Linked DNA regions of Mus musculus: regions 2 and 3 are each linked to region 1. A link is a loop called in an ENCODE intact Hi-C map of the cell type or tissue named here. Cell type or tissue: heart. All regions are shown on one strand.

The links. Peaks named below come from ENCODE experiments on the same cell type or tissue, not always from the same donor. Only the 100,000 strongest peaks of a DNase experiment are listed, where the experiment ranks them.
Region 2: a loop joins it to region 1, with 2.5 times the contacts of the local background. A loop is called at or near these places in 2 of 42 quality-filtered maps.
Region 3: it touches region 1 in a loop (12-fold over the local background); 3 of 42 quality-filtered maps call a loop at or near these places.

The regions. Positions count from the first base shown.
Region 1 is chr6:113,482,162-113,484,661 of GRCm38, reverse strand. It overlaps Il17rc (interleukin 17 receptor C), which reads right to left. Exons shown (of 18, transcript NM_178942.1): 17 at 2,284-2,379; 18 at 1,499-2,165. The coding sequence ends at 1,543. It overlaps Creld1 (cysteine-rich with EGF-like domains 1), which reads right to left and starts at 1,306. Exons shown (of 10, transcript NM_133930.2): 1 at 586-1,306; 2 at 85-167. The coding sequence starts at 759. In heart, no CTCF peak of the experiment used is centred here; DNase peaks (open chromatin) are centred at 701 and 1,371; H3K4me3 peaks cover 2,432 bases; H3K27ac peaks cover 2,135 bases.
Region 2 is chr6:113,325,680-113,328,179 of GRCm38, reverse strand. It overlaps Ogg1 (8-oxoguanine DNA-glycosylase 1), which reads right to left and starts at 1,204. Exons shown (of 7, transcript NM_010957.4): 1 at 818-1,204. The coding sequence starts at 954. In heart, no CTCF peak of the experiment used is centred here; a DNase peak (open chromatin) is centred at 1,359; H3K4me3 peaks cover 2,389 bases; H3K27ac peaks cover 1,711 bases.
Region 3 is chr6:113,603,291-113,605,790 of GRCm38, reverse strand. It overlaps Brk1 (BRICK1, SCAR/WAVE actin-nucleating complex subunit), which reads right to left and starts at 1,019. Exons shown (of 3, transcript NM_133937.1): 1 at 895-1,019. The coding sequence starts at 1,012. In heart, a CTCF peak has its summit at 1,235; a DNase peak (open chromatin) is centred at 1,090; H3K4me3 peaks cover 1,676 bases; H3K27ac peaks cover 1,657 bases.

The DNA.
Region 1 (2,500 bases):
GCGAAATGCTTCCGCAGAGAATCTATCCAACATCATCAACAGAAACCCAGAGTTGGGGTAGATACCCTGCCCCCACCTTCTTACCTGTCTTTGTATTTGGACAACTTCTCTTCCTCCCAGGCCGTGTTTCCACCCCCGAAGTTGTCCCGGATGGTTCTCTCCAGGCCCTGCATATGGAAGAAATTAGGAATATCTAAGTACAGAGCTAGACACATTCATTTGGATTTTTTATTAGTTTGTTTTTTGTTTTGTTGTTGTTTCTGAAACAAGGTTTCTCTGCATAGTCCTGGCTGTCCTGGAACTTGGTCTGTAGACCAGGATGCCCTGGAACTCAGAGATCCACCTGCCTCTGCCTCCCCAGTGCTGGGACTAAAGGAATGTGCCGGCACTCCCGGCCTAACATTCTAACATTTCATTATTTTATGTTATTGACCAGAAAACTGAGGCACTGTGACACACCTTACCCAAATGCCATACAGTTAAAGCCAGCAACCCACACTGGGACTAGACACCATGCAGATTTGCAGAGAGAGCTCCCTGCTCTCCAATAATGGGCCCCTCCCTCGTGGCTATTAGTGCACCCACCTTGTTGAAGTTGTCCACCAGTGCCCGGCAGGTATGACACGGATGGGGCTCAGCTCGGGGAGAAGGATGGGGAGGAGGAGAGGGTTGGAGCCAGACAGGTCCTGGGAGGCTCAGAAACAGGCTCAAGCACCAGAGCAGAGATGGGACCAGGCCCCTTGGGGGCAGTGGAGCCATCTTTTCCCAGGCTGGGGACGTGCAGATAGAGGGCAGGGGGAGGGTTCACTGGAGAAGCCAGGCTGTAAGGGAGGAAAGCGAGGCGCCTTGGGGCTCAGAGCCCCAGACCTACGTAATTACAAAACGAGGATAAACTGGGGTAGTGGAAGCAGAGGCGCTGGAAGGGGTGAAAGAGCCTAATCTACGATTCCAGCAGAGAAATTATTTCTCCGTTACCGTAGGGGGAGGTGGCCGGGATCGCGGGCAAAAGAATAAGCGTCAGCCCATTGTTTTAGGGTCTCAGTGAGTTATTAGGGGCCAAAATTAGAGAGAGGGTTGGATCCCAAAATATTCCGAGAGAAAGGCGGATGGGCGGTCCTGGAGGAGGAGCCCGGATCCGGATATGAAGAGAAGGGGTCAAGTTCAGAGCCTCTTTGGGAGATGGAGGCACAGCCTGAAACAGGACTGGGAGGATCCAAACCCTGCTAGACCTTAGAGGAGGAGGGAAAAAAAAAAAAAAAAAGTCCCCGCCTCCGCCCCGGGCGCTGTGGGCCGAGTCGCCTCAAAGCCACCGCCTCCGTAAAAAGTACACCCTTCTTCAACGCCGCAGTCCGGAGGGCGGGGCCTTCTCCCAGCCAATTATGGAAAGCCATGTGCCATGGCGTCACCCTACACTAGCCAACCAGAAGCGGCTCCGGGCTGCACCTGTCCGGGCTTTAAAGGGCAGCGGGGTTAAAGGCTCTGTTAGCGGGTCCTCGGAACAGATACACGAGTGCTACTTGGTTAGGAATACTGTATCGGCTTTTATTCTAGTGTAGTGCAGGGTCCCAGGTCCCATTCCTCGCAGCAGCCTGGGGCTTCCGAGCTAGAAGTACAGCTGTCCAGGGCGGACCGCAGCGCCTGGGTCACTCGTTCCACCCGGTCCGCGGGTCGCCCCGCGGAAGTGGAGCAGCCTCCCTGCAGTGCATCCAGGAAAGCCGGCAGCTGCGAGGGCAGGGAGAAGAGCGGGGCGACGCGGAACGGGGAGGGCACAGAGTCTGGGTGCAGCAGCCCGTCGAAGTAGACCCCGACGTAGCGGCCGGTCGCCCGGCCTTGCAGGAAATCGGGTAGCACGCAGCTGAGCCAGGCGGCGAGGGCGTCATGCGGCCCGGGCTCCACTGTCTGGAGCTGCAGCCACTGCTGACACTGCGCCACGGCCGCGGGCGAGAAGAGAAGGATTACCACGCCACCCTCCTGCAGGATACGGCGTCGCTGGTGGTGGAACCAGGCTAGGGCTCCGTGCGCGCTCAGCTCGCGGCGGCTCCACAGGTCCACGGCCACGCGCAGTGGCATCTGGCTCAACGCGGACGCCAGTGCTCCCACCAGACGCTCGTAGCCCGCTCCGTCGGCGGAGTGGAGGAGCAAGGCCGTGCGGGAGCCACGGGCCGCTACAGGGATAGTGGAGCCTGTGAGGGTGAGCCCGGACCTGCCTTCCCTCCACCCAATTGAGCCCCAGCGCCACTGTTTGAGACTGTCCTTGGGAAACCAGGACAGGAAAGCACTCACCTTTCCTGCGGTCCTTTTTTAGAAGGAGGAAGAAGAAAAGCGCCGCAGCCAAGAGTAGGCAGGCCAGCCATACTAGGACCCAGCGCCTGTGGATGTCTGGAATAGACAGGGGAAAATAATGGGCTAGTAAGAAACCTTTATCTTTTACTCCACCTTATCGGAGGAGAAAAAAAATGAGTCTATATACATGAAGTGATCTGCCCCAAAGTCGCATTTG
Region 2 (2,500 bases), 160 kb after region 1:
CTGGCTGACCTGGAACTCACTCTGTAGACCAGGCTGGCCTCAAACTCAGAAATCTGCCTGCCTCTGCCTGCCAAGTGCTGGGATTAAAGGCATGTGCCACCACTGCCCGGCTAGTTTTCTTTCTTTCTTTCTTTTTTAAGATTTATTTATTTATTTATTTATTTATATGTAAGGACACTGTCCCTGTCTTCAGACACACCAGAACAGGGCATCAGATCTCATTATGGATGGTTGTGAGCCACCATATGGTTGCTTGGAATTAAACTCAGGACCTCCAAAAGAGCAGTCAGTGCTCTTAACCACTGAGCCATCTCTCCAGCCGCCCCCCCCCCCCCCCCCGCTAGTTTTCATCTTTTTGTTTGTTTGTTTTTTCGAGACAGGGTTTCTCTGTATAGCCCTGGCTGTCCTGGAACTCACTTTGTAGACCAGGCTGGCCTCAAACTCAGAAATCCACCTGCCTCTGCCTCCCGAGTGCTGGGATTAAAGGCGTGTGCCACCACCCCCGGTGTAGTTTTCATCTTAAAAATAAAAAAGAAGCGGTACTGGGGATTGAACCAAGAGCCAAGTGCGTGAAAAGCAAGCACTCTTATTACTGAGTGCATCCCTCAGCTTCCCCCACTGATTTTTATTGCATGGTCCTCATAATCCTGCACAGTCATCACCTCTACTTCCTAAAGAAGGTTAAAAGGCAAACCACCGGTGCTTAGACTCCAAAATGTACTCTCATCTATTGCTCCCAACATTCTCTGTATCCCGAGTGGGCAGCACTGAGAAGTCAACATCCTAGGGAACAGTCCTCCCAAGTGCAGTCACTCACCGGAAGGACTGTCCAGAAGCTAAAACCAAGTCCAGACGCAGCTCAGAGCGTGGACACGGGATAGAGGCCCAGAGGGCCGGGCTGGAGCTTAGGGTGCGATGTCTCATGCTGCTAGGCAGCCAGGAACGGAATAACATTCGGCTAGCAGCCCCAGCCCATTACGGCACTGTCCAATCAGAACTCGACTTTCCCAAGTCCTAAAGCCTCGCACACAAGTGACCACACACACCGGGAGTGTAGCACCGTGGGTCCTAGCTTATGGGTCCGGTGTAATTTTAATTTGAGTCCCTGTTGAATGAATTTCCCTCTCCTCGTAGGAAAGCCTCTCGCACACCACCAAACCCCTAAACGCCCCACTCCGCTCTCCCGTGCAGCACGCCCCGCCTCTTCCTCCGGACGTGGCCCCGCCCCCAGGACCTCCCGGCGCGCGCCTCCTCCTCCTGCGCAGCCCTCGAGGTTTGGAAAGGCGCGCCAGTATGGTTCTTCCGGGTCCCAGTTTACTCCCACCGGAAGTAGATCCTTGCTCCCGCTTATTTGACCCTAGAGGTAGCCAATCCGAGAAGAAAGTACGAAGCACCAATGAGAACTCGGGAGTGCCGGAGTGGGCGGGCCTGTGAGGTGGGAGCGGTTGGCCTGCTGGCCTCGCTGCTTGGCGATTGGCTGCCAGAGACCCGGCTCTGCCATTTCAGGGCTTTCGGTGCAATCTCAGGGCCTGCCTGCAACTTCTCGTGCTGGCCCGCACTGGAGCCACATCATTGCGGGGCGTAGTGGTACACACCGGTCGTCCCAGAACTCGGTAGGCAGAGGCGGGAGGCACGTTTGAAGCTTAACTAGGCTGGGCTTCATGGCGAGACTCTGTCTCAAGAAATAAACCGAAAGAATCTCATCCTCCCCTGCTCAAGCCTTTCTCCACCGAGCCTCTTCTGAGGCAGTGATTTTTCAGCGCTGTCCCCTCCACGTCTTGTCAGGAGGCCCCGAATGCGCCATCTCGGGCTTCCCAGGCTTCAGAGGCCAGTCTCAGGTTTGCTCGCCCTGGCTACAGCCTGCGGCACAGCTACCCGCTCCAGTCCGAGCGTGGAGAGATGGGCTTTCTTTGGAGTTCACTCCGTCCAAATGCCAGTGTGTGGCTCTAGGCAGCCTAAGGGACCAACACAACCAGCACCAGCCACCTTGTTCCAAAAAGGACTATATCATTTATAATTTTTTAAGACAAAAAAAGAATGCTTAGGCTAAGAAATATGAACTTCAGCCGGGCAGTTATGGCGCATGACTTTAATCCCAGCACTTTGGGAGGCAGAGGCAGGCAGATTTCTGAGTTTGAGGCCAGCCTGGTCTACAGAGTGAGTTCTAGGACAGCCAGGGCAACACAGAGAAACCCTGTCTCCAAAAACAAACAAAAAAAGAAAAGAAAAAAAGAAAGAAAGAAACATGAACTTCGGACACTAGTTTGACACACTAGGGCATTTTCCATCAAGCAGAGAAATTTTCGGGTTGTGCCTAAATTATTGGACTACAGACTCAAGGGCAGGGCTGGATGCTGATTAGTGTGTGTGTGTGTGTGTCTACAGAAAGGCACAGCACACCTGCTAGAACACTATTAACCAACATCAAACAAACTGGGTCTTTTGTCTCAGTTTCATTAAGCAGTAGCTGTAAGGCTCTCAGCATCCATGTTTTACTGTG
Region 3 (2,500 bases), 120 kb before region 1:
ACTTAGGACTCATCGGGTCTTTAGCTAGAAAATATACGATTCACTTTAATTTTTTTCAAAATACAGCACTTTCTCCCCAAGATGCTGAAAGTTGCTAATTAGTAGAACCAAAGCACTCTAGTGAAAAAGATCACTGGATGCCATCTGCACGTCTTGTATTGTGTAAGAAGGTCCCTGAAAGAACCCTTCCGGAGACCATAAGAAGTCTGTAACAGGTTTTCAGTCCAGAAGGCTAGGAACGCACGCAGAAAGAAATCAAGACTGTCACTAGCCGGCCACACCTAGGAATAGTTTTTTGGAAAAGTGGACTCTGCTGAAACCATCTGCCCTGTAAAATCCGAGGAGCCAGACAGAAGCATCCAGAGCACCTACCATGAAGCAGATACAGGGCTAGAAAAGCCATTCCCAAGGCCCGAGCGGGCCCCATCCCTTACAACCCTCAGCACTAGCACCAAATCGAGCCGGGGATGAATGAACCTGCCGGGAGTGGTTAAACGGGAGCAATAGAAGGCATGACATCAAAGGGGTTCGGACTTCTTCCTGAAGGAGATGGACAACGAGCAGGAGTCTCTCAACAGTAAGCGCGACCGTGACCGTGACACGGCTGCGCACTGCCTGCCAAGTGAAGACTGGCACGGAAGCGCGGCGCAAACCGGGGCGGATGATGGATGGGCCTAAGAGGCTGGACAGTGGGCGTGCTGACGAGCGCAAGTGGGGCATGGCAACGGGCAGGGTAGACCCTCGGAAACGGCCCAGTGAGGCTCGGGGTGAGGGCACTGGGGCCGGCGGGCAGCCAAAGAGGAAGCGAGTAGCCAGGGCGGCGCGCCTCTCCTCCCCGCCGCCGGCCGCCTCCCAGGCCTCCCTCCTCCCAGCCTCCCCTGCTCGCCCGCTGACCGAAAGAGTTGAGAAAGTCTGAGATTTTCTTGATGCTGCTGGTGATGATCTCAATGTACTCCCGGTTCGCCCAGTCCTGGTGAATCTCCCGCTGCACCGGATCCTCTTGTCCCGCCATGGCGGCCGCCTGAGGAAGAGTGACTGCGCAGGCGCCGCGACCTCTACAGGCCTCCAGCGCGCCTGCGCCGCCAGCCAGTACCCGAGTGTTCGAGCCCCAGAAAGGGCTGGCAGAGCGACGCGCGTGCGCACTCTAATCCCTGCGCTCTAGCTTGGCTCCCACGCTGGGGTAAACAAGATTCCTCCACTCGCGATGTGAAGACTAAGAGCTACCCTGTCCCCGGTTACAAGCACCCGCTGACCACTAGCGGATCTTGTCGTTAGGGGGCGCCCACACATTCCCACCTCCGCCTAAGGGTTGCTCCAAGCTCTCTTGCACCTTGTTAGCTGTGATGGGCACAGTCCACGAATCCCGTTTATTCAGAATGCTTGTCATGCTTGGGTCACAACTCTGTTCATTCTCGTTTTCTTTTAAAATTTGTTGTTGTTGTTGTTTTTCGAGACAGGGTCTCTCTGTGTAGTCTTGGCTGTCCTTGTACTCCCTCTGTAGACCAGGCTGGCCTCGAACTCACAGAGATCAGCCTGCCTTTCCCTCCGGAGTGCTGAGATTAAAAATGTGGCCACCACCGCCAGGTTAAAATTATTTTATTCGTATTATATGTGAGCGCTTACGTGGCACAACACGCGGGCGGAAGTTACAGGACAACTTGCAGGAGTGGGTTCCTCACCTTCCATCTTGTGGGACTGAACACTCAGATCATCAGCTTCAGTGTCTTTATTGTTCGAGGTGTCCCACCAACTCTGAATCTCCATATTTACCAAATGAGCAAAATACTTTTCTTTCTTTCTTTCTCTTCTCTCTCTTTCTCTCTCTTTCTCTCTCTTTCTCTCTCTTTCTCTCTCTTTCTCTCTCTTTCTCTCTCTTTCTCTCTCTTTCTCTCTCTTTCTCTCTCTTTCTCTCTTTCTCTCTCTTTCTCTCTCTTTCTCTCTCTCTTTCTCTCTCTTTCTCTCTCTTTCTCTCTTTCTCTCTCTTTCTCTCTCTTTCTCTCTCTTTCTCTCTCTTTCTCTCTCTTTCTCTCTCTTTCTCTCTCTTTCTCTCTCTTTCTCTCTCTTTCTCTCTCTTTCTCTCTCTTTCTCTCTCTTTCTCTCTCTTTCTCTCTCTTTCTCTCTCTTTCTCTCTCTTTCTCTCTCTTTCTCTCTCTCTCTCTCTCTTTCTCTCTCTCTTTCTCTCTCTCTTTCTTTCTCTCTTTCTTTCTTTCTTTCTTTCTTTCTTTCTTTCTTTCTTTCTTTCTTTCTTTCTTTCTTTCTTTCTTTCTTTCTTTCTTTCTTTCTTTTTCCAAATCAGGGTTTGTCTGTGTAGCCCTGGCTGTCCTAGAACTCACTTTGTAGACCAGGCTGGCCTCGAACTCAGATATCCGCCTGTCTCTGCCTCCCGAGTGCTGGCATGCGCCACCACGCCAAGCTGCCAAATACATTTTTAATGCTAATACCCAATGATGGACCGGCTGAAGCAAAATGGTAAGTCACAGTGTAAACTCATTCCATTTCT